Linked DNA regions of Homo sapiens: region 1 is linked to region 2. Evidence: read pairs that join two places in POLR2A ChIA-PET (ENCODE). Cell type or tissue: B cell. All regions are shown on one strand. Links, peaks and the distances in the headings refer to the core of each region. The heading gives the core; the rest is flanking DNA. Region 1 overlaps IRAK3 (interleukin 1 receptor associated kinase 3). Region 2 has its middle 17 kb from the start of HELB.

Region 1 (11,335 bases), core at 2,209-10,208, 68 kb before region 2:
AAATTTTATAAGTGGAAATAAGAGATATGATTTCAGATGACTGGAGAAGTAAAGACCTGTCTTGCAAGAATGAGGAAGTTAAATGCTTTCCATCCCCAGATGTTATAGCATGAAAGACTTTTCTGGGCTGGGTGTGGTGGTTCACGCCTGTAATCCCAGCACTTTGGGAGCCCAAGGTGGGTGGATCACTTGAGGTCAGGAGTTTGAGACCAGCCTGATCAACAGGGTGAAACCCTGTCTCTACTAAAAACACAAGACTTAGCTGGGCGTGGTGGTATGCTCCTGTAGTCCCAGCTACTTGGGAGGCTGAGGCAGGAGAATCGCTTGAGCACAGGAAGAAGAGGCTGCAGTGAGCCAAGATTGCACCACTGCACTCCAGCCTGGGTGATAAAGTGAGACACCACCTCAAAAAAAAAAAAAAAGACTTCTGAAAAGTCTCCAGGACTTTGTTAAAGAGGGTCAGGTAGTGCTAGCCTGCCCTGATTTTCTTGGATTTTTAGGATGAGCCGGGTCCTCTCCAGGCAGCCTCACAGGCTAAGCCACAGTTTGGCATTTGGTACTGCTTTATAAATTGTCTTCTATCACAACTCAGAAGGGTGGAAGGAGGAGGCTTTCGAGTAGGAACAACAAACCAACAAACAGAGTAGGAGGTCAGAAGACAGTTGATTGACTGCAGCCAATGAAGCAAAAAGGGAATTCCAGGATCAAGCTCAGGAGTCAGTCAGAGATAGGTCCACACACAAACACAGAAGAGCTGCTCTTCGTTTTCTTCATAGTTGGTCAACAATAAGTAAACATTTACTAAACTCTTATATGGACTGGGTGCTGAGCATGTAGAGATGAATAAGGCATAGTTCTGTCCTCAAGGAGCTCACAGTCTCTCTGGTGAAATAGCCAGGAAAACAAAAGATTAAACTGTTGTAAAAGAGGTACTTTAGCGAGAATTGTACAAAAGATCACAGAAGCACATAAAAGATAGCAACTCTCACAGCCATAAAAAAGAATGAGTTCATGTCCTTTGTAGGGACATGAATGAAGCTGGAAACCATCATCCTTAGCGAACGAACACAGGAACAGGAAACCAAACACTGCATGTTCTCACTTGTAAGTGGGAGTTGAACAATAAGAACACATGGACACAGAGGGGAGGGGAACATCACACACCCAGGGCCTGTTGGGGGGTTGGGGGAAATGGGAGGAAGAGTATTAGGACAAATACCTAATGCATGCGGGTCTTAAAACCTAGATGATGGGTTGATAGGTGCAGCAAACCACCGTGGCACATGTATACTTATGTAACAAACCTGCATGTTCAGCACATGTATCCAGAGCTTAAAGTAAAATTAAAAAATAAATAAAAAAGAAAAAAAAAGAAAAAGAGGTTTAATGGACTCAGTTTCACATGGCTGGGGAGGCCTCAGTATCATGGCAGAAGATGAAAGGCACGCCTTACGATGCAGACAAGAGAGAAGTTGTGCAGGGAAACTCCCATTTTTAAAACCATCAGATCTTGTGAGACTTATTCACTGTCACAAGAACAGCACTGGAAAGACCCACCCCCATGATTCAATTAACTCCCACTGGGCCCCTCCCACAACACGTGGGAATTGTGGGAGCTACAATTCAAGATGAATTTGGGTGGGGACACAGCAAAACCATATCAGAAGTCTATCTGAAAAGGTTACATACCATATGATTCCAAGTATATGACACTTTGGAAAAGGAGGAACAATTGAGACAGTAAAATATGGTGTCTGGGTGTTTGGTAAGGGTTAGATGAATAGGCAGAGCACAGATGATTTTTAGGGCAGTGAAACTACTCTGATACTGTAATGGTGGATACATATTATCATATATTTGTCAAAACCCATAGAATATACCACACTAAGAGTGAACTCTAGTGTAAACTACGGTAATAATGATATGTCAACTTAAGATCATTGATTTTAACAAATGTACCTCACTGGTGTGAGATGTTAATAATTGGGAAGCTGTGTGCATGTGTGTGGGAACGCCTTACTTTCCTCTCAATTTTTTGTAAATCTAAATCTGCTCTAAAAAATAAAGTCTACTAATTAAAAAAAAAAAAAAAAAAGATAGCGACTCTCTCCTCCCAGAGGAGGGCTGTGTCTGGCACCCAGAAGAGTATCTGGCCAGAGTAACCACTCAGTAAACAGTTCTCAAAAACAAATGGGGAAACCATCCAGCTGGATTTTGAAGGATGAGTAGAATTTTGGCAGGCAGTAAAGGAGGGGAATTACATTCCTGGTGGAACAAATAGCAGTTGCAGAGACCTGGAGGTGTGTGTATGAAAACGTAGGTCTTCCTCATGAATAGCATTTCATTCAGTGCAGCGGACTGGGTGTAGGGAAGATGGTGAGAAGAGGATGCTGGAAAGATATTAAGTCTGTGGGTGATTTTTAAGTAGGAGACTGAAAGATTTGTGTTGTTAAAATATGACTTAGATTCTAGGTTAGATAGTGGATTGGAAGTTGGCAGAAGAATTGGGGGAAAGATGGCAAGAGCTAGCTGGAGGCAGGCTGGGCATGGTGGCTCATGCCTGTAATCCCAGCACTTTGGGAGGCTGAGGTGGGCGGATCACTTGAGGTCAGGAGTTCGAGACCAGACTGGCCAACATGGTGAAACCCTGTCTCTACCAAGAAATACAAAAAAAAAATTAAAAAAAAAATAGCTGGGTGTGGTGGTGCCTGCCTGTAGTTCCAGCTACTCGAGAGGCTGAGGTGAGAGGATTGCTTGAACCCAGGAGGCAGAGGTTGCAGTGAGCCAAGATCACGCCACTGCATTTCAGTGTGGGCAACAGAGTAAGACCCTATCAAAAACAAAACAAAACAAAACAAAACAAAACCACCAGACTGGAGGCAGAAAGACCTGGTAGAGGGATATTTCAGATGTGCAAACCAAGAAATGGACAGGGTATAAACCCGTGTTCCCAACCCTGACTATATATTAGAATTATCTAGGAGCTTTTTAAAAAAATGAGCCTTTAAAAAAATTGACTTTTAAAAAAATGGGCCTTTAAAAAAATGAACTTTTAAAAAAATGGTAGTCACCAGTATTTTTTAAAAGGTCCCAAGGTGGTTCACATGTGTAGCCACTGTTGAGAGTTAATGCTGTTAGCCTGGGCAAAGTCAGTGAGGATGCAGAGGAGAAAGCATGTCTAAGAGACGAGGTGAAGTGGACCACATCTGATTATCTGTTGGATAGGAGTGGGGAAGAAGGAGGGTTTCAAGGTGATTCCGAGTTTGCAGCTTGCATTACCGTACCGTTTTAAAAATTATTTACCTAATTTCTCCATTTCTCCAAATTGCATTTAGTACTACTTAATTGTACATAGAAATCTCAAAATTACTGAGAAGATGAACAGTCTGCTAAAGAAACAACCAGCTGGCCCAACTATTCAACAAATAGAATGTGGTTGCTCTAGAGGTGGCCAAGCTAAAGCCTGTTTCTTAATGCCAATGTGTCCCTGGCCCCAATTCGTACATTGTCTTATGGTTGAGCCTCAGGACCCCATCCCCAAAGGGTCCGTCCAGTCTACTTTCCTACTCTCTCTGCAGCTGCCACCAAATCACACTCCCTTTTGGGAGTTTTCTTTCCATGAGTCTGAATGGTATTGATTGCTTCTAGAACCCCTTCCCTTTCTTTCTTAAAGAAAGGTGTTATTTCCTGGATTGTCTTTGACCCCTCCAGTGTGGTTTGGGTGACACTCCTATGTGTAGCAATAGCATCAAAGCATTACGTTATTCACCCACCTCTCTCAAAGGACTGGGCAGCTTTTTTTGAAGAGCTCTTATTTGTCTTTGTATCCTAGTGCCTTATTACAGGGCCTTGCCCATAGTAGCTCAGTAAATGTTTGCTGGATAAATTGAATGCAGCATACATACCCTTTTCAAGAATTTAGTTGCTAGTTGTTACGAGTAAAAATACCTGAGATTACCAAGGTGTGTACAAAGTCTTACTGTCTCTACATACATTTTAACTTTCTCTTAAGGTGGTAAATGAAAGTATGGCCGGACTTTGCCCTTCTGCTTTTATCTCCGCCCCCTATTTTAACCCAACATGCACACACACACACACACACACACACACACACACACACACACACTTATCAGGAAAAAATGAGAGCATTTAATGAAGCCTTAGCCACAGAACATTGTTAAAGAAATGCAGTTTTGTAACATTGGTTCATTACCAATTACTTTTCTTAGAGGGACTGAGGTGGGAAATTGTACTAGGTGTGTTAGATCTGTGCTTCTCTAACTTTAATCACCTGGGAATCATCTTACAATGCAGATTCTGATTCAGCAGATCTGACAGGAGCCCTGGATTTGCCATTTCTCGGCAGCTCCTAATGAAGCTGGGGTTTTTTGGTCATAGACCACATTTCAAGCAACAGGGTGTTAGAGTGCTACATTAGCATAAACAAAAAAACCGACTCCTTCATTTTTCAGACTGGAAAACTATGGCCTTAGGGAAGTTAAGTGACTGACAAAGAATCACAAATAGCGAGTGTTAGAGATGGGCGGAAAATCCAACCCATCTGGCTCCCAGGACAATGGTCTTGTAAAATGTAAATTCTGATAAAATGGTCCTTGAAAATGATTTTTTAGCCTGATTTATTGTTTCTGACTTCCTAGTTCAACTTGGAAAATAGTTTCCAAAATTCCTGTTGAATTTCTCTCCCTTTATTCCTGAGGGCAGAACTCCAAAACTCCACCTTCTCTAGCAATTTGCAAATGATAGAACGTTACAACTGGTGAGACCTAGGAGCATACTTAATTTAACTCTTTTGGTAGAAGTTGGAAACCTGAGATCCAGAGACATGCAATGACCTAAGATATATGAAGGCATCAAGAACAGTGCTAGGGACAGAGTAGGTGTTCAGTACAATGTTACTGAACTCATTAAAATATTCATGTGTCAGGCTCTGGGCTATCTTCTAAAGCTTCTTGAAAGTAAAGAGTTATATTTTTATTTGCTTAGTAAGCCCATCTTTTCAAAAGGCAAAGGTAAACTTGAACTGACATATCCAAATAACCCAAGTCATAAACACCAAATTAGTGAAATTTTGTAGCAGAATAGAAATAACACAAGTTGGATTCTTTATAAGATCAAGTTGGGGAGGTTCTAGCTGTCATGGGATTGTCTTTGAATACATAGAATGTTTTTGAATTTATGTAAATGTGTGCAAAATATGATGAAAGAGTTAACATGGCGATACACTGCATGAAAAACCTTCAATTCAAGAACACTGGTTCTAGATCTCTTTTGGGGCTAATGGATTGTTGAAAATCTGTTGAAAGCTAAATGTCATCTCCCCAGAAAAGTGTTCATATGTGTTTACACCAAAAAGTTCATCTAATTTAGGGAGACTATAGACCCTGGGTTAAGAATCCCAGAAACAGATCCTTTCCTTAATTTTGTTCTTGTCTTTCTGTATATGTAGGAGAAAAAAATGCAGTGTAAGAAGCATTGGAAGAGGTTTTTATCTGAGCTTGAAGTTTTACTACTGTGAGTATGTTTTCTCTGGAATTTCCTCCTCTTTGTGCCTGGGTTTCATCTCTGTTCATTTTTTATTTTACAGCACAGAGCTTGGCGTGACATGTAATAAATTTGGGTTGGATGTTAGAACTTCGAATAAATTTTGATATCTGCTTTAGTATATTCCTTAAAGTACATTTTAAAATAGATCATTTACATAATTCACTTGAACATATTTTAACAGGAAACTGTCACAAGGAAGTAGGTTAAATCATGTGTGACTAACATGGCTGAATAGTAATACTTAGAACATTAGAGTGGTCTATATTTCACCATTTCCTCCTTCCTTAGAGAAATTCCAGTCTAGAAGCTGTTTCATCAGTATAACTCTATTCAGGAAGAGAGTTTTAGACAAAGAAATCAAGCGCTTTTGATGTGCATATTATTTTTCTGGAATTCACTCCTGAGTCTGAGAGTCCTTGGAGACAAATTGAAATGACTTCGTTTTCATATACATATTCATATCTGCAGCTGTGCAGCCTTCCTCATTGAAGGCCTCTAACCCTGTAGAGTTCACTTGTCATCCTTTACAAATAGGAAACTTTTTCAGATTTTTTTTTAACCAAGATGTGAAGTCGGGAAGCAGGGAGGAAGCTGAAGAGAGAAGGCATTATACTGAATCCATTTTCTTTTATACTGAAGACCAGAAATCAAAATAGTAGAGGCTAATCATCAAAGCTTACATATCACTTAGTCAATAAAAAATGAAATCCAAAATTGTAATAGTAAAAAGTTTTTACATGTGAGTTTTATTTATTGGCTTATGAAAGTAAGATTCAAACATTGCAAAATTTCAAAAGTACAAAAGCATAGACCAGGAAAAGATTTTCTCCCACCATTATCATCCAACCACCCAGCTGATCTTTCCAAAGTAACAGTATTACCAGTTCCTTGTATATATTTCCAGAGATATTTTGTGTGTAGGCAAATATGTATTTTGTTTTCTTATTTTTCTCCCTTAACACAAGAGGTGACATGAACACATTGTACACATTGCTTATTTTCATATTCTATTATATTCTATACAGTAGTTTACATAACCCACTGTTCACAATTTCTTAGATTTGTTCCAATATTTTATTATATGAAATAATGCTGCAACAAGAAAACCTTGTATATATGTTATTTCATACTTATTTGAGTATATCTGTAAAATAAATTCTCATAAATAAAATTATAGTATCAAATGGTTATGTGCATTTTATCATAACAAATTGTCCTCCAATATAAGTTATACCAATTTACTTTCAAAGCAGTCATATGAGAGTGCCTGGTTTTCCATTGTTGCCAACCTAGTATTTATTCTTACCTCTTAATTTTCGCCAATCTGATAGGTGAAAATAGTTTATCAGGGTAGCTTTTGAAAAAATATTTAATTGACAAATAAAAATTGTATATATTAATGTGTACAATGTGATTTGATATACAGTATGTACACATTGTCTAAAGATCACCACAATCAAATTAATACATCTATTACCACCCATGCTGTACTTTAGATCCCCAGAATGTGTTCATTGTACAATGGAAAGGTTGCCTGCTTTGACCAACATCTGTCTATTTTTCCCAACCCCCAGCCCTTGGTAACTATTTTTCTACTCTCTGCTTCTCTACGTTTGACTTTTTTAGCTTCCACATATAAGTGAGATCATGCAGTATTTGTCTTCTGTGTCTGGCTTATTTTACTTAGCATAATGTCTTCCAGGTTCATCCATGTTGTTGGAAATGGCAGGATTTTCTTCTTTTTATGGCTGAATAATATTCCATCGTGTGTGTGTGTGTGTATGTGTGTGTGTGTGTGTGTCTCACACTTTATTCTTTATCCATTCCTCTGTCAATGGACATTTAAGTTGTGTCTATGTCTTGGTTACTGTGAATAATGCTGCATTAAACATGAGAGTGCAGATATCTCTTTGAGATACTGATTTTATTTCTTTTACATACGTACCCTGATATGGTTTGGTTCTGTGTCCCCACCCAAATCTCATCCTGAATATACTCCCATAGTTCCCATGTGTTGTGAGAGGGACCTGGTCGGAGATTATTGAATCACGGGGGCAGTTTCTCCCATACTGTTCTTGTGATAGTGAATAAGTCTCACAAGATCTGATGGTTTTAAAAAGGGGAGTTTCTCAGCACATGCTCTGTTCTTTTGTCTGCCGCCATGTGAGATGTGCTTTTTATCTTCCACCATGATTGTGGGGCATCCCCAGCCACATGGAACTGTAAGCCCATTAAACCTCTTTCTTTTGTAAATTGCCCAGTCTCAGGTATGTCTTTATCAGCAGCATGAAAATGGACTAATACATACCCAGAAGTGAGATTGTTGGATCTTATGGTAGTTGTATTTTCAGTTTTTTAAGGAACCTCCATTATGGCTGTACCACTTTATATTCCAACCAACAGCATACAAGGACTTCTTTTTCTCCATACCCTCAGCAACTCTTGTATCACTTGTCTTTTTGATAATAGCCATCCTAATAAGTGTGAGGTGATATCTCATTGTGGTTTTGATTTGCATTTTTCTGATGATTAGTGATGTTAAGCATCTTTTCATATACCTCTTAGTCATTGGTATGTCTTCTTTGAAAAACTATCTCTTTGGGTCATTTGCCCATTTTTATCAGGTTATTTGCTTTTTTGCTATTGAATTGTATGAGTTCCTCACTATTTTGTATCTTAACACCTTATTAGATATATGGTTTGCAAGTATTTTCTCCCATTCCATAGGTTTCCATTTCATTTTGTTGATTGTTTCCTTTGTTGTGCAGAAGCTTTTTAGTTTGATATAGTTCCACTTGTTCATTTTTGCTTTTGTCACCTATGCTTTTTGTGTCATAGCCAAAAAATCATTGCCAAGACCAATGTCAAGGTAAATTTTCCCTATGTTTTCTTCCAGATTTGTATGGTTTCAGATCTTACATTTAAGTATTTAATCCATTTTGAGTTAATTTTTGTATATGGTGTAAGACAAAGGTCCAATTTTATTATTTTGTATGTGGGTATTCAGTTTTCCCAACACCATTTATTGAAGATAATTTTCTTCTTCTGTTGTATATTCTTGGTGCCCTTTTCAAAGATTAGTTGATGATATATATGTAGGTTTATTTCTGTTATTTTTTTTTTTAAATTCTATTCCATTGGTCAATGAGTCTGTTTTTATGCCGGTGCCATACTGTTTTTATTACTATAGCTCTGTAATATAGTTTGAAATCAGGACGTGAATGCCTCTGGCTTTGTTCTTCTTTCTTTTTTTTTTTTTTTTTTTTTTTTGAGACGGAGTCTCGCTCTGTCGCCCAGGCTGGAGTGCAGTGGCGGGATCTCGGCTCACTGCAAGCTCCGCCTCCCGGGTTCACGCCATTCTCCTGCCTCAGCCTCCCAAGTAGCTGGGACTACAGGCGCCCGCCACTACGCCCGGCTAATTTTTTGTATTTTTAGTAGAGACGGGGTTTCACCGTTTTAGCCGGGACGGTCTCGATCTCCTGACCTCGTGATCCGCCCGCCTCGGCCTCCCAAAGTGCTGGGATTACAGGCGTGAGCCACCGCGCCCGGCCTGTTCTTCTTTCTTAAACTCACTTACTGTTTTGGGTCTTTCATGGTTCTATATAAATTTTAGCATTTTTCTTCTATTTTTGTGAAAAATGGCATTGGAATTTTGATAGAAATGTGTTGAATGTGTAGCTCACTTTGAGTAGTATGGACATTTTAACAATATTAATTCTTTCAATTCAGGTATGTAATGCATCTTTCCATTTATTTGTGTCTTCTTCAGTTTCTTTCATCAGTGTCCTATAGTTGTTAACGCACAAAATTTTCACCTCCTTGGTTAAATTTATTCCTAAGTGTTTTATTCTTTTTAATGCTGTTGTAAATAGGATCATTTCCTTAATTTCCTTTTCAGATTGTTCATTGTTAGCATATAGACACATAGTTGATTTTTATATGTTGATTTTGTATTATGCAACTTTTCTGAATTTGTTTATTGTTCTAACAGTTTTTTTGGTGGAGTCTTTTGGGTTTTCATCATGTCATCTGTAGACAGAGCCACCTTTAACTTGCACCTTTCCAATTAGGATGCTTTTATTTCTTTTTTATTGCCTAATTGCTCTGGCTAGGACTTCCAGCTCTATCTTGAATAGAAATGGAAAGGGTGGGCACACTTATCTTTTTCCTGAACTTAGAGGAAAAGCATTCAGCTTTTCACTGTTAAGGTATGATGTTAGCTGTGGGTTTGTCATATATGGCATTTATTACATTGAGATACATTCCTTCTATACCTAATTTGTTGAGAGTTTTTATCATGAAAGGATGTTGAATTTTATCAAATGCTTTTGCATTTGTTGAGATGGTTTTGTGATTTTTATTTTTCAGTCTGTTAATATGGTGTATCATTTACATATTTGCACATGTTGAACCATCCTTGCTTCTCAGGGATAAGTCCTGTTTGACTCTGGTATTTCATCCTATTAATGTTCTGTTGAAGACTGGGCACAGGGGCACATGCCTGTAATCCCAGCACTTTGGGAGACCAGGAAGGTGGGTCACCTGAGGTCAGGAGTTCAAGACCAGCCTGGCCAACATGATGAAACCCCATCTGTACTAAAAATATAAAAATTAGCCAGGTGTAGTGGTGCACGCTTGCAATCCCAGCTATTCAGGAAGCTGAGGCACAAGAATTGCTTGAACCCGGGAGGCGGAGGTTGCAGTGGGCTGAGATCATGCCACCACACTCTAGCCTGGGCAACAGAGCAAGACTCGATCTCCAAAAACAAACAAACAAACAAACAAAAAATGTTCTGTTGAATTTAGCTTGCTAAATTTGTTGAGGATTTTTGTATCTATGGCCATCATGGATATTGGCATATAACGTTTTCTCATTGTGTTCTTATCTGGCTTTGATATGAGGGTAATGCTGGCCTACTAAAATAAGTTTGACAGTGTTCCCTCGTCTTTAATTTTTTAAAAGATTTTGACAGGGATTAGTATTAATTCTTCTTTAAATGCTTGTTAGAATTTACCCAGAATCTCTATGGTCCTGGACTTTTCTTCGTTGGGAGGTTTTTGATTATTTAATCAATCTCCTTGGTTGTTATTGGTCTGTTTAGGTTTTCTATTTCTTCATGATTCAGTCTTGGTGGATTGTATGTTTCTAGGAATCCATCTATTTCTTTTAAGTTTTCCAGATTGTTGGCATACGATAGTTCATAATAGTCTCTTATGATCCTTAGTGTTTCTGTGGTATCAGTTGTAATGTCGCCTCTTTCATTTATATTTTATTTATTTGAGGCCTCTCAAAAAAACAAGTCTCATAGTATCAATTTTTCTGAGAGATATTAATAATCCTTTTATATATTTAAGAGATATATTTTATTTTCTATGAAGTAGCTTATAATATTCCTTACCTATTTTTTAAAATTAGGCTTTTTTTAGTGGTTCAAAGGAATATTTTATAATTCCTATTAGAAAATCAGCCTATTTTTATGTTATGAGACGCAAATAATTTTTTACCATACTGTCATTTCATCTTTGCTTATTATAGTTTTGACATGTAGAAATGGTTTTAATATAGGTAATTTCACTCGCGTCTGTGTGAAGAGACCACCACACAGGCTTTGTGTGAGCAATAAAGCTTTTTAATCACCTGGGTGCAGGCGGGCTGAGTCCGAAAAGAGAGTCAGCGAAGGGAGATAGGGGTGGAGCCGTTTTATAGGATTTGAGTAGGTAAAGGAAAATTACAGTCAAAGGGGGGTTGTTCTCTGTGGGGCAGGAGTGG
Region 2 (11,335 bases), core at 1,473-9,472:
CTTCAGGCTCTTGTTAGAGACCTCCTGCAATTCCACTTCTTAAATGGACTTTAATTAATTGGAGGCCTCCATTCTTAATCCAATGGATAAACATGAACGTTGAATAATGTGAGACATAAATTTATTTCAATGCCCATTTACTGAGTACCTACTGCGTCGAAGAAAGGCTTCACCATTAAGTAACTCATAATCTAGTTAATAAATTTATTAGAAACCAAAGGGAAGATCCTATGTCTTAGAAGCACATTAATCCAGGTTGCCAGAAAACAACTGGTCCCTTCATAAATCATGGGAATTCCTATGAATTCCTTTGGAAGCCACCTCAGGGTGAGAAAAGTCATGAGTGTGTTGCAGTTGGTCTATGAAATTGGGAAAGTTATCACTAGGGCATTTTTTAAAATTCCTTCCTCTTTCAGAGCACGCTTGGCTGCTTCCTTTTTGGATGCAAGCTGAGCTGACAGAGTCTAACCTCAGTCACATGCTGTGTATAGAAGCCACAGAAACACAAACAGAAGCCAGACATGGTGGCTTTCACCTGTAATCCCAGCACTTGGGAGGCCAAGGTGGGTGGATCACTTGAGGTCAGGAGTTTGAGACCATTCTGGGCAACATGTTGAAAAAAATACAAAAAATAAAAAATTAGTTGGTCATGGTGGTGCACACTTGTAGTCTCAGCTAGTTGGGAGGCTGACATAGAGGATCACCTGAGCCTGGGAAGTCAAGGTTGCAGTGAGCTGTAATTATGCCACTGCACTCCAGCCTGGGCAACAGGATGAGACCTTGTCTCAAAAAAAAAAAAAAAAAAAAAAAAAAAAAATGAAGAAGAAGAATTAAAAAGAAAAGACAGAAAGAAAAAAGAAACACACACAGACACATTTGCAGCAGCATGGCTGCAGGAAGAATGAATGGTGATAACTGGCGAGGAGGGCAGGTTTCTAAGAATCCTAAAATGTTAACACTTGAAAGACCTTAGTTTATCAATCTCCTGGTCCAACCTCCTCATTTATGGATGTGGTGTCTGAGCCCAGAATTGAAAGGACTTGCATAAGGTCTCATGCTAAGCTTGTGATAGGACTGGGATGTGAATCCGATTCTTTTTAATATATGTCTCAGATTAGGTTCTGAAGGTCTAAATATGACCTTCTGTGACATTTGGCTAGTGTATTAGTCCATTTTCATACTGCTATGAAGAAATATCTGAGACTGGGTAGTTTATAAAGAAAAACAGGTTAAATGGACTCACAGTTCCAAATGGCTGGGGAGGCCTCACAATCATGGTGGAAGATGAAGAAGGAGCAAAGGCATGTCTTACATGGCAGCAGGCAAGAGAGCATGTGCAGGGGAACTGCCCTTTATAAAACCATCAGATCTCGTGAGACTTATTCACTGTCGTGAGAACAGCACGGGAAAAACCCACCCCCATTATTCAGTTACCTCCCATGGGGTTCCTCCCATGACACATGGGGATTATGGGAGCTACAATTCAAGATGAGATTTGGGTGGGGACACAGCCAAACTATATCAGCTAGTGACCATTTTCTCCTGGAAACTCTTTAGGTCCTTGACTTCTATGACCTTTTCCCCTCCAGGCTGTACCCTGCTCCTCCTGAATGTTCCTTCTGTCTTCTTTGCTAGTGTCTTCCCCTATTCTACCCTTAAAAAGGAATGTTCCTTAGAGTTCACACCCTTTCTCATTCTCCCTGCACAATCTCATCAATTATTATTGTTTTAGTTACTGTAAAAACTACATCTTTGACTCGAAAATCTTTGTCTTTAGTTCTGATCATTTCCCTAAGATCTATATATTCAACTGTTATCTAGATATCTCTTTCCATATGTTCCACAGACATCTTAAGCTGTCTACCTCCGAGCTATGATCTTGCCCATCTTTCCTCCAAACTAGTTGCCCTTCCTGTATTTTATGTCTTAGATAGTGACATTGTGATCCATTCAAATTACCTTGTCCCTATCCCCGTTATCCAGTTGGCCATCAAACCCTCTCAACTCTGTTGTTTAACATTCCTTGAACCCATCACCTCCTCAACATCCTAAAACCTTTGCTTTAGTTTAGGCCTGTAGTCATAGATTCACAGAAAACAAGTAAGACAGGACATGTGTCATTAACAGGGAACAGTTATGACTAGGACCAATTAGAGACAATAGACCTTATTTAAAGGGAGCACAGAGTACTTAGTTTAAACAGACTCTCTCCTGCGAGAACAAAGGCCCAGTATTCCCAGATATTTTAAATTTAAAAGAAACCTACATTTTTAACGTGAAATCTTTTTAAGTGGGGCAAGTAGTTCAATTTTTTAAATAACTTATATATTGAATAGGAAGTAAACATACACTGTCCCTACCTCCAACACACATACATAATGCCTGTGGGCTAGATTGTGTCCTTGGGCTGCCAGTTTGCAATTTCTGTGTAGCCTCTCATTTTCTCTTACATGGACTATTGCAAGTGTTTCCTAAGTAGTCTTCCTCACTCCACTCTGTGGCCAGAGTAATCATCCTACAGATGTAATGACATGATGATGTTGATCATTATAATCACGGTTTGAGAACTCACTATGTGTCAGTTACCATGACATATTTATCCCATTTAATCCTTCAAAGAGCCCCATGAGGTACTATCATGGTCACCCTTTTGCAGAGTAGGAAATTGGTTAAGCACCTCTGATATTCCAACTCCAGAGCTTACGCTCTTAATGACTGTTTTCTACTCTGTTCCTTTCCTGTGGCCTCCCATTTTCTAATCCAGCGGTTTTTATCTTCTGTAGAGCCTCCATCCCCTAATAAATACTGCAGACCTCAGAAAAATCCATACCTAATTCTTATAAATTTTATATGCAGTATCTGGGGGAAATCATAGACCCACATGAAGCTCTTCCATGGTCTCAAAGGTCCATGGATCCTGAGTTTAAAATCCACTGGTCTATAGTACAAAGTTAATACCCCTTAGTATGGCATTTGAGAGCCTCCATAATCCAGGTGCTGCCTGACTTTCCACCTTCCTCTCCCCAGCTCCTTGTAGCTGCTAAAATCATGCTCGCTTCTTCTTTCTCTGTATCTGCTATTCCCTCTATTTGGAAAGCTCTTTCCTCTACCTTGTCAGCTGACTCAGTTTCTACAGATTCAGCTAATAGAAAGCATTGTCTATCTGTAACCTAACCTAGTGCCTCTAACACTTCCTTGCACTTGTTGTTTACAAGGCTGCTTCCCCATTAGACTACGAGCTCCTTCTTGAGGGCAAGGACCATGCTTTGTCCATCTGCAACTCTACATCTAGCACAGTGCCTGAGACATAGCAGGTGATCAGCAAATACTCGAATGAATAAAAGTGGACTGATGAGGTCATAGGAAGCAAGCTAGATGCCAAGGTCAGAAGGGCTAAATGAGTATAGACATTGGGCATGATAATATGAGAAGTTTTAACCAGTGAGCTTTCTGCACTTTCCAATTCATTGACTTTCTTCACTCATTCAGTGCCCTGAGAACTACTTCCCTTCCACAGACCAGGCAGCTGATGTTAAATATCAAATTCTTGGCTTTTGTTTGAAAAAAATCAGTGCAGAAAGATATGAGAAAGCCTGCTGACCAAGCTCCCCCACCACTCTGCAGTGCCCCTTACACAATGTTCCAACACTAGAAAACAGTCTTTTTAGTGCCAGATAGGGGTGGAAGAAGAGAAGGAAAGGAAGCAGGTGAGTTAGTCATTGGCCGGACTTCCTAGAAGGAAGGCAGAGCTCACCTTCATGATCTTAACTCCAAGACAGGGTGGGAGGGTGGCCCTCAGAAAAGTCTGAGGATTTGAGAAGGGAGGACTTGTAGCCTGCTTTCTGTCTGGGATGCTGGAAGGCAACAGCCTCAGGAGAGTTCCCTGTAGCACTGTGGTGCAAGAGAACTCAGGCTGTGGATGGCTGGATGACGTGCTAATGGCAAGATGCCTTGAGGTGGCTCTATCACTTTTCCTGCAGCCTTGAGAATGGGCAAATTTCCCTGAGTCCCCAAGAAAAGACACAGTGTTTGTTTGAGACAAGGATGTGGGCCCCGAAATTGGCATGCATTTGTGACATGGAAGCACCATAGTGAAAAATGGTGTGGACCCTGCAGCCCTGGACCAGATAGGGCCATGGAGCCTTCAGTGGGTACCAGAGGAGAGACAACCATGCTCAGGGTTAGATAAGACTTGTACACCTCAGCAAACGCTGGCACAGGGAAAAGGACAATTGCAGATATTTCCTACAGGGCCATGAATCCATAGAACATGGATGCTACCCCAGAATGAATAAGCAGGAATAAGAAAATCCTGATAGATATTAAACCTGACATGGAAAAAAAAAAAAACACTTTAAACTGACTGAGTTACTTGAATTGACTAGATTTGTTCTTTTAATCAGGAAGAATAGGAGCCTGATACAAAACTCAAGTTCAGCCTTAGCAAAGTAAAGAAAATCATATTTTTGCACACTGAGTGTGTACAAGCCTATAAAATATTACCTTTACAACAGAAACAGTTCTGGCTAGAGCTGAGGAACGGGGGTGAGGAGTAAAGGATGGAGCCAGCAGGGATAAGGAAGATTAGATGATTATCTTCAATATAAACTGAAGAGGAATGTTTCCTTGAATTTCCAAGAGAGCTGATTCCTATAGTAGGTGAGCATCAAGATACAAAAATTAGTAGATTCCTATAGTACCTGATTTCTATAGTAGGTGAGCACCAAGGTACAAAAATTGGTAGATACAACCAGAGTTTAGTGTATAATAAAGGCAAATAGAATAGTAGCCTGACTCTCATTAATCAGGTAGGGTTCTTCTCAGCAACCACTAGTGAGAAGACAAAAAAAAAAGATTTGATGTTAAAATCATTATTTAAACTAAAAAATTAATTTTAATTACTGAATTGTGTGCATGTTAATGAAAAAAACAATACAAAAGTATTTTATGAAAAAGTCAATTATTTCCTACTTTATTCTATTCTATTCTCATATCATCTTGGTGACTGATGTTGACAGCTTAGTGTGTACCCAGTTACACTTCTACCATGGTCTTAAAACAGTTATGCAGACTTTTGTTTTGCTGTTGTTTTTCAAAAAGCTAATAATACTTTACACATTACTCTGCAATGTGCCATTTTACTTAATTAGACAGCACTGACATCCTTAAGCTTCTAACTTAATTCTTTTTAATCACTACATAATGTTTTTTAATTTGATTTACCATAATAAATTCAATAATTTTTCTATTGATGAGCAATCTGATTGTTTCTAGTTGCTTTTGGCCTATGAGAAATAGTACAATAAATATTCTTGCACAGTGGTGCTCTCATTTCTATAGGAGAGATTCTCCAACATGGAAGTGCTATATTAAAGAATGTGTTGATAGATTTTAAAAGACATTATATAATCGGCTGGGTGCAGTGGCTCACGCCTGTAATCCCAGCACTTTGGGAGGCCAAGGCGGGCAGATCACGAGGTCAGGAGATCGAGACCATACTGGATAACATGGTGAAACCCTGTCTCTACTGAAAAAAAAAAAAAATACAAAAAATTAGCTGGGCGTGGTGGCACTTGCCTGTAGTCCTAGCTACCTGGGAGGCTGAGGCAGGAGAATCGCTTGAACCCAAGAGGCAGAGGTTGAAGTGAGCTGACATCGCATCACTGCACTCCAGCCTGGCCAACAGCAAGACTCTGTCTCAAAAAAAAAAAAAAAAAAAGACATTATATAATTAATTTCAAAAGTTTCTAGCAATTCACATTGCCACAAAGGGCCTTTGGTCTGCTGGACAGAGTAAGCCCCATTGAGAAGATGATAATCTTTTTTCTTAAGCAAAAACACAAAGATAGCGAGGGAGTTAGCCACACAGTTCCCTGGGAAAACTATTCTAGACAAAGAGAGGAGACAGTTCAAGAACTCTCTGGGAGAATCATATCTGATGTGTTCAAGGAACAACAAGGGGGCTGGGCCAGTGTAGCTGAAGCAAAATGAGCAAAGGGAGAGCAGGAAGTGAGAAGGCCAGAGAGACTGATGGAAGGGCAGAGCATGTAAGGCCTAATAGGCTTTGCTTTCACTGCGAGTGTGATGTGGAGCTCTTGCAGGGTTTTGAGCAAAGGAGTTAATACAATCTGACCTGTTTCAAAAGAATCATTATAGCAGCTCCACTGGAAAAAAAAAATGCTGTAGGAAGCAAAATTGGAAGCAGGAGGTCCGTTAGGAGATTATTGGAATAAGCCAGCACAGAGAGGGAGGCAGCTGAGACCAGGGTGGGAGCAGCAGAGGTGGTGAGAAGTGATTGGATTCTGGGTATGTTTCGAAGGTAGAGCCAATGAGATTTGGTGATGGATTGTGCATGGGACGCAGGAAACAGAGAAAAGTTAGGATTAACTCCAAAGAGTTTGGCGGGAGCAACCAAAGGATGAAGTTACCATTAACTGAGATGGGGAAGACTGTAGGTAGAGCAGATCTGGGGAGGAAGAATGGTCAGGAATTCCTGTTTGATCCTGTCAAGTTTTAAAAGATATTTAACTGGCGATGTTAAGCAGGCAGTTGGAAGTACAAGTTTGTAGTTTAAAAGTGATGTATAAGGCCGGGCGCAGTGGTTCACGCCTGTAATCTCAACACTTTGGGAGGTCGAGGCAGGTGGATCACTTGAGGTCAGGAGTTCAAAACCAGCCTGGACAACACAGTGGAACCCTGTCTCTACTAAAAATACAAAAATTAGCTGGGCACTGTGGCACGTGCCTATAATCCCAGCTACTCGGGAGGCTGAGGCAGGAGAATCGCTTGAACCCAGGAGGCGGAGGTTGCGGTGAGCCGAGATTGTGCCACTGCACTCCAGCCTGGGCGACAAAACGAGACTCCGTCTAAAAAAAAAAAAAAAAGAAGAAGAAAGAAAACAGTGATGTATAGACAGTGATATAAATATAAGAACCACAACATATAGGTGATACTCAAGGCCATAAGAGTGAATGGAGTCTGGACAGATAAGAGAAGACTAAGGACAGAGTGGTCATGGAAAGTAAGGAAGGCCAAGGAGGCTACTCAGACAGAGCAGCCATGAAGGAGGGAGACAACTGAAAGATCGCGGCATGCCAGAAACCAAGAGATGAAAATGTGTTCAGATAGAAGGACAGATCAGGGACATCAAATACTGCTGACAGGTCAATAAGAGAACAACTGAGAACAACTGTAGTAGGCTAATTAATGTCCTCCCAGCCCCACAAAGATGTCCACATCTTAATCCCCAGAACCTGTGACTATATTGTCTTACATGGCAAGAAGAACTTTGGAGATGTGGTTAATGTTAAGGATCTGGAGATGGGGAGATTATCCTGGATTGTCCATGTGGGCCCGATGTAATCACAAGGGTCCTTATAAGAGGGAGGCAAAAGATTCAGAGTCAAAGTCAGAGAAGGCAGTGTGACCGTGGACACAGAGGTCTGAGGGATGTGGCAAGGAATGATTGTACCCTGGAGCACCCAGAAGGAAAGCAGCCCTGCTTCCCCATTTTAAACTTCTGACCTTAAGAACTGGGTGATAATAAATTTGTGTTGTTTTCAACCACTGGGTTTGGGGTAATTTGTTATAGCAGCAATAGAAAACAAATGTACTAACCATTGCATTTAGCCATGTGGAAGTCACTGGTGACCCTGCACCAGAGGAATTTCAGGGATGTGTTGGGTTGGAAACCTCATTGAAGTGGGCTAACAAAGACCAGGAGAACAAGTCTATCCTAAACACATGCAGGACCTTTTCTAGAATTAGAAGAGGGGCCTGCTTCAGGCTGGCCAATTGAAAAAGGTGGTGCTTCTGGATAAACCAATTTCCAAATGTTTCTTCTCCAACCATGACAAAGTCCTATGTCAAGCTTTCTGCCTGGCAAGCAGAGAATGGAGTAGATATTAGTCTCCATCTGTGCCCTTCTTCTCTACCAAATGCCTCTGTGCAGAGTACAACCGGAACTCAAGCTGAGTCGGTGCTGAAGGAGAGGAGGAGCAGATAATAAGTACAGATAGCCCTTTCAAGTGGTTTTGCTGCAGGAGCAAGGAAATGAGAAGGTAGCTGGTGGGGAGGGGAGGACAAACAAAATTTTTTTTCTTTTTTTTTTGAAACAGAGTCTTGCTTTGTCACTCAGGCTGGAGTGCAGTGGCACGATCTCAGCTCACTGAAACCTCCGCTCCCGAGTTCAAGTGATTCTTCAGCCTTAGCCTCCCATGTAGCTGGGACTACAGATGTGCACCACCATGCCTGGCTAATTTTTGTGTATTTATGTATTCATTCATTTATTTATATTGATTGATTTTTTTGAGATGGAGTCTCACCCTGTTGCCCAGGCTGGAGTGCAGTGGTGCAATCTCAGTTCACTGCAACCTCTCCTTCCTGGGTTCAAGCGATTCTCCTGCCTCAGCCTCCAGAGTAGATGGGACTACAGGCCGAAGCCACCATGCCTGGCTAATTTTTTGTATTTTTAGTGGAGATGGGGTTTCACCACGTTGGCCAGGCTGGTCTCGAACTCCTGACCTCAGGTGATCCGCCTGCCTCGGCCTTTCAAAGTGCTGGGATTACAGGTGTGAGTCATTGTACCTGGTCTAATTTTTGTGTTTTTAGTAGAGATGGGGTTTCTCCATGTTGACCAGGCTGGTCTTGAACTCCTGACTTCAAGTGATCCACCTGTCTCGGCCTCCCAAAGAAAGGATCTTTTGAGATGGCAAAGGCAACTGTATTTTTGTGTGCTGATGGAAATAATTCAAAAAAGAGAAAAGTAAATGATATAAGAAAGAAGGGAGAATTGCTGAAGTGATATCCCTGAGTAGATGAGAGGGGATTGGGTCTAGACCATATCTAATTGAGGACTACAACAGAGGAGGTTATGTTTGATAAAATCAATAAGAAGGAACAAGGTGCAGTGTAAGATAGTAATATATTAATAATACATGTACACTATGAGGTTGATTGACACAAAAAGAAAGAATGTAGAAGTTGTGCAGCCAATCAGGAGGAAGTCATAATAAGTTAGGGGAGAAAGGTATAGAGTCGGGTGTTGGTATGACTCTTACACTGGAGTAAGCAGGGTTCTTAACCTGGCCTCAGGGGACTCCATTCTTTGAAGTGCTTTCCTCAAATCTTCTAAGACTTCCTCTGGTACTTGGGACCAGCTGATATTGGCAGTGCCATCTGGGTGGGGTGTTGCAAACTTGGGTTGGAACCCCATGTGGGCCCCCATCCTTGTTCTTCCATTTGGGGTGCTCTCTAACCCTCTGTCCCATGGATGAGGTCAACCAGATACACTGAGGAGTTCCATGAAGCCTGCCTATACAGTCACTCTGGTATTCTCTGGCCAGGCCCAGGTTTTGGGAGGGTGACCTGGCAAGCCAGTAACTCCCGTTGGGTAATACAGTATGTATGCATATATGTATGTATGTATGTATGTATGTATGTATGTATGTATGTATGTATGTATTTTAAGGTTTCTGTGCAGTTGAGCTACTGAAATGGTATCGACAGATAGATTTGGAATGGCTTAAGCTGTTTACATGACAGAGCACCTGCAAAATATCCCCAGGGATGGCCCTGAATGTGACATGGGGATCGCCTGGGGTGGAGTGCCGTGGTGTGATCTCAGCTCACCGCAACCTCCGCCTCCTGGGTTTAAGCAATTCTCCTGCCTCAGCTTCCTGAGTAGCTGGGATTACAGGCACCTGCCACCATCCATGCCTGCCTGATGTTTGTATGTTTTGCATTTTTAGTAGAGATGGGGTTTTACCATGTTGGCAAGTCTGGTCTTGAACTCTTGACCTCAAGTGATCCACCCACCTCTGCCTCCCAAAGTGCTGGGATTACAGGCGTAAGCCAGCATGCCTGGCCCTCATAGAGATATTTCAGAAAACCAGGAAAAACACAATTCGGGGAGTAGTGCTTAAATCAGAAATGCTTAAATCTTGTGCTTACTGCTGTACTTCAACAATGATATCATTTAGCAAAGAGATCATAGGTGGAGTTTTTGAAGAGTTGGACAAAAGTAGTTTCTCTCAAAATAAAAACTTATGGCCAAATATTATGGGAAAGATGTCAGCCAACAATAATCTCTCCAAAACAGAGCCACCCAGGAAAGAGGTAAAGAACATTTATTTATCCTGTATGTAGCATATATCAGTCTGTTCTCACGCCGTGAATAAAGACTGATTTAAAGACCTGAGACCAGGTAATTTAAAAGGAAAGAGGTTTAATGGACTCACAGTTCCACATTGCTAGGGAGGCCTCACAATCATGGCAGAAGACAAAGGAAGAGCAAAGGATGTCTTACATGGTGGTAGGCAAGAGAGCTTGTGTAGGAGAACTCCCCTTTTTAAAACCATCAGATCTCACGAGACTTATTCACTATCACGAGAACAGCACAGAAAAGACCCACTCCCATGATTCAGTTGCCTCCCACCAGGTTCCTCCCAAGACATGTGGGAATTACAGGTGCTGCAATTCAAGATGAGATTTGGGTGGGGACACCGCCAAGCCATATCAATGTGCTATTTATCTTAGACCCCTGTGTACAGAGTTCTTACAGGCTCATCCAGCAGCAGTGTAAAAAACAAGTAACCTTGCAATTCAAGTTATTTGTCACTTAGAGATGACAAGAGGTTGTGGTAACTTTGCAACTGTTGTGGTTTTACCCTAAGGTCCCAGAGAAGTGTGTATCTGTTTTACAAATCTCAAACAAAAGAGAGGCAACAAATCAAGGAGATTGATACTATGCTGCAGTGTATGCCTCCTCACAGCCCCAGGTTGGTTCCTGGGTGCATGCAGAGATATTTAGAACACAGAGCTGTGCCTGAACATGTAGCAGCAAAGAGCACGGTCACTGGAGCCTGACTTCTTAGGTTCAAGTCATGGTTCAGCCACTCCCAACTTTAAGCAAGTTATCTAACCTCTCAGCAGAAGTTTCCTCATAAGTAAGATAGATGCTTTAATGTTAACTATTTCATGAGGCTTTTGTGAAGAGTAAATGAGTTAATTGAAGGAGAGGACTTTGTGATGTGTGGAAAGCACAATGTAAACACTCAGTATTAGCCATTATAATTGTTGTTGTTTATAATTAAGGGAGGAAGTTAAATATATAAAATTGTTCTGTTTTCTGAGTGTGAAAGCATTGTCTTTGTACTCTCCAAATTCTGGGGTTTTTTTGTTTGTTTGTTTTCAGAAAAAAAACAAAAACAAAAACAGAGTCTTGCTCTGTCACGTAGGCTGGAGTGCAGTGGCACCATCTCCGCTAACTGCAACGTCAGCCTCCCAGATTCAAACAATTCTCCTGCCTCAGCCTCCCGAGCAGCTGGGATTATAG

What was found. Peaks named below come from ENCODE experiments on the same cell type or tissue, not always from the same donor. Only the 100,000 strongest peaks of a DNase experiment are listed, where the experiment ranks them.
Region 1: POLR2A ChIA-PET joins it to region 2 with 9 read pairs; 2 of 35 experiments call an interaction of 5 or more read pairs at or near these places.

Annotation. Positions count from the first base shown.
Region 1 is chr12:66,211,704-66,223,038 of GRCh38, forward strand. IRAK3 (interleukin 1 receptor associated kinase 3) reads left to right here. Exons shown (of 12, transcript NM_007199.3): 6 at 5,468-5,532. Among named protein-coding and RNA genes, the nearest start is that of IRAK3, 28 kb to the left of the region's middle. RefSeq lists an enhancer at 11,062-11,335. In B cell, for the core only: no CTCF peak of the experiment used is centred there; a DNase peak (open chromatin) is centred at 5,858; H3K27ac peaks cover 1,847 bases.
Region 2 is chr12:66,280,311-66,291,645 of GRCh38, forward strand. No RefSeq gene overlaps it. Among named protein-coding and RNA genes, the nearest start is that of HELB, 17 kb to the right of the region's middle. In B cell, for the core only: no CTCF peak of the experiment used is centred there; no DNase peak of the experiment used is centred there.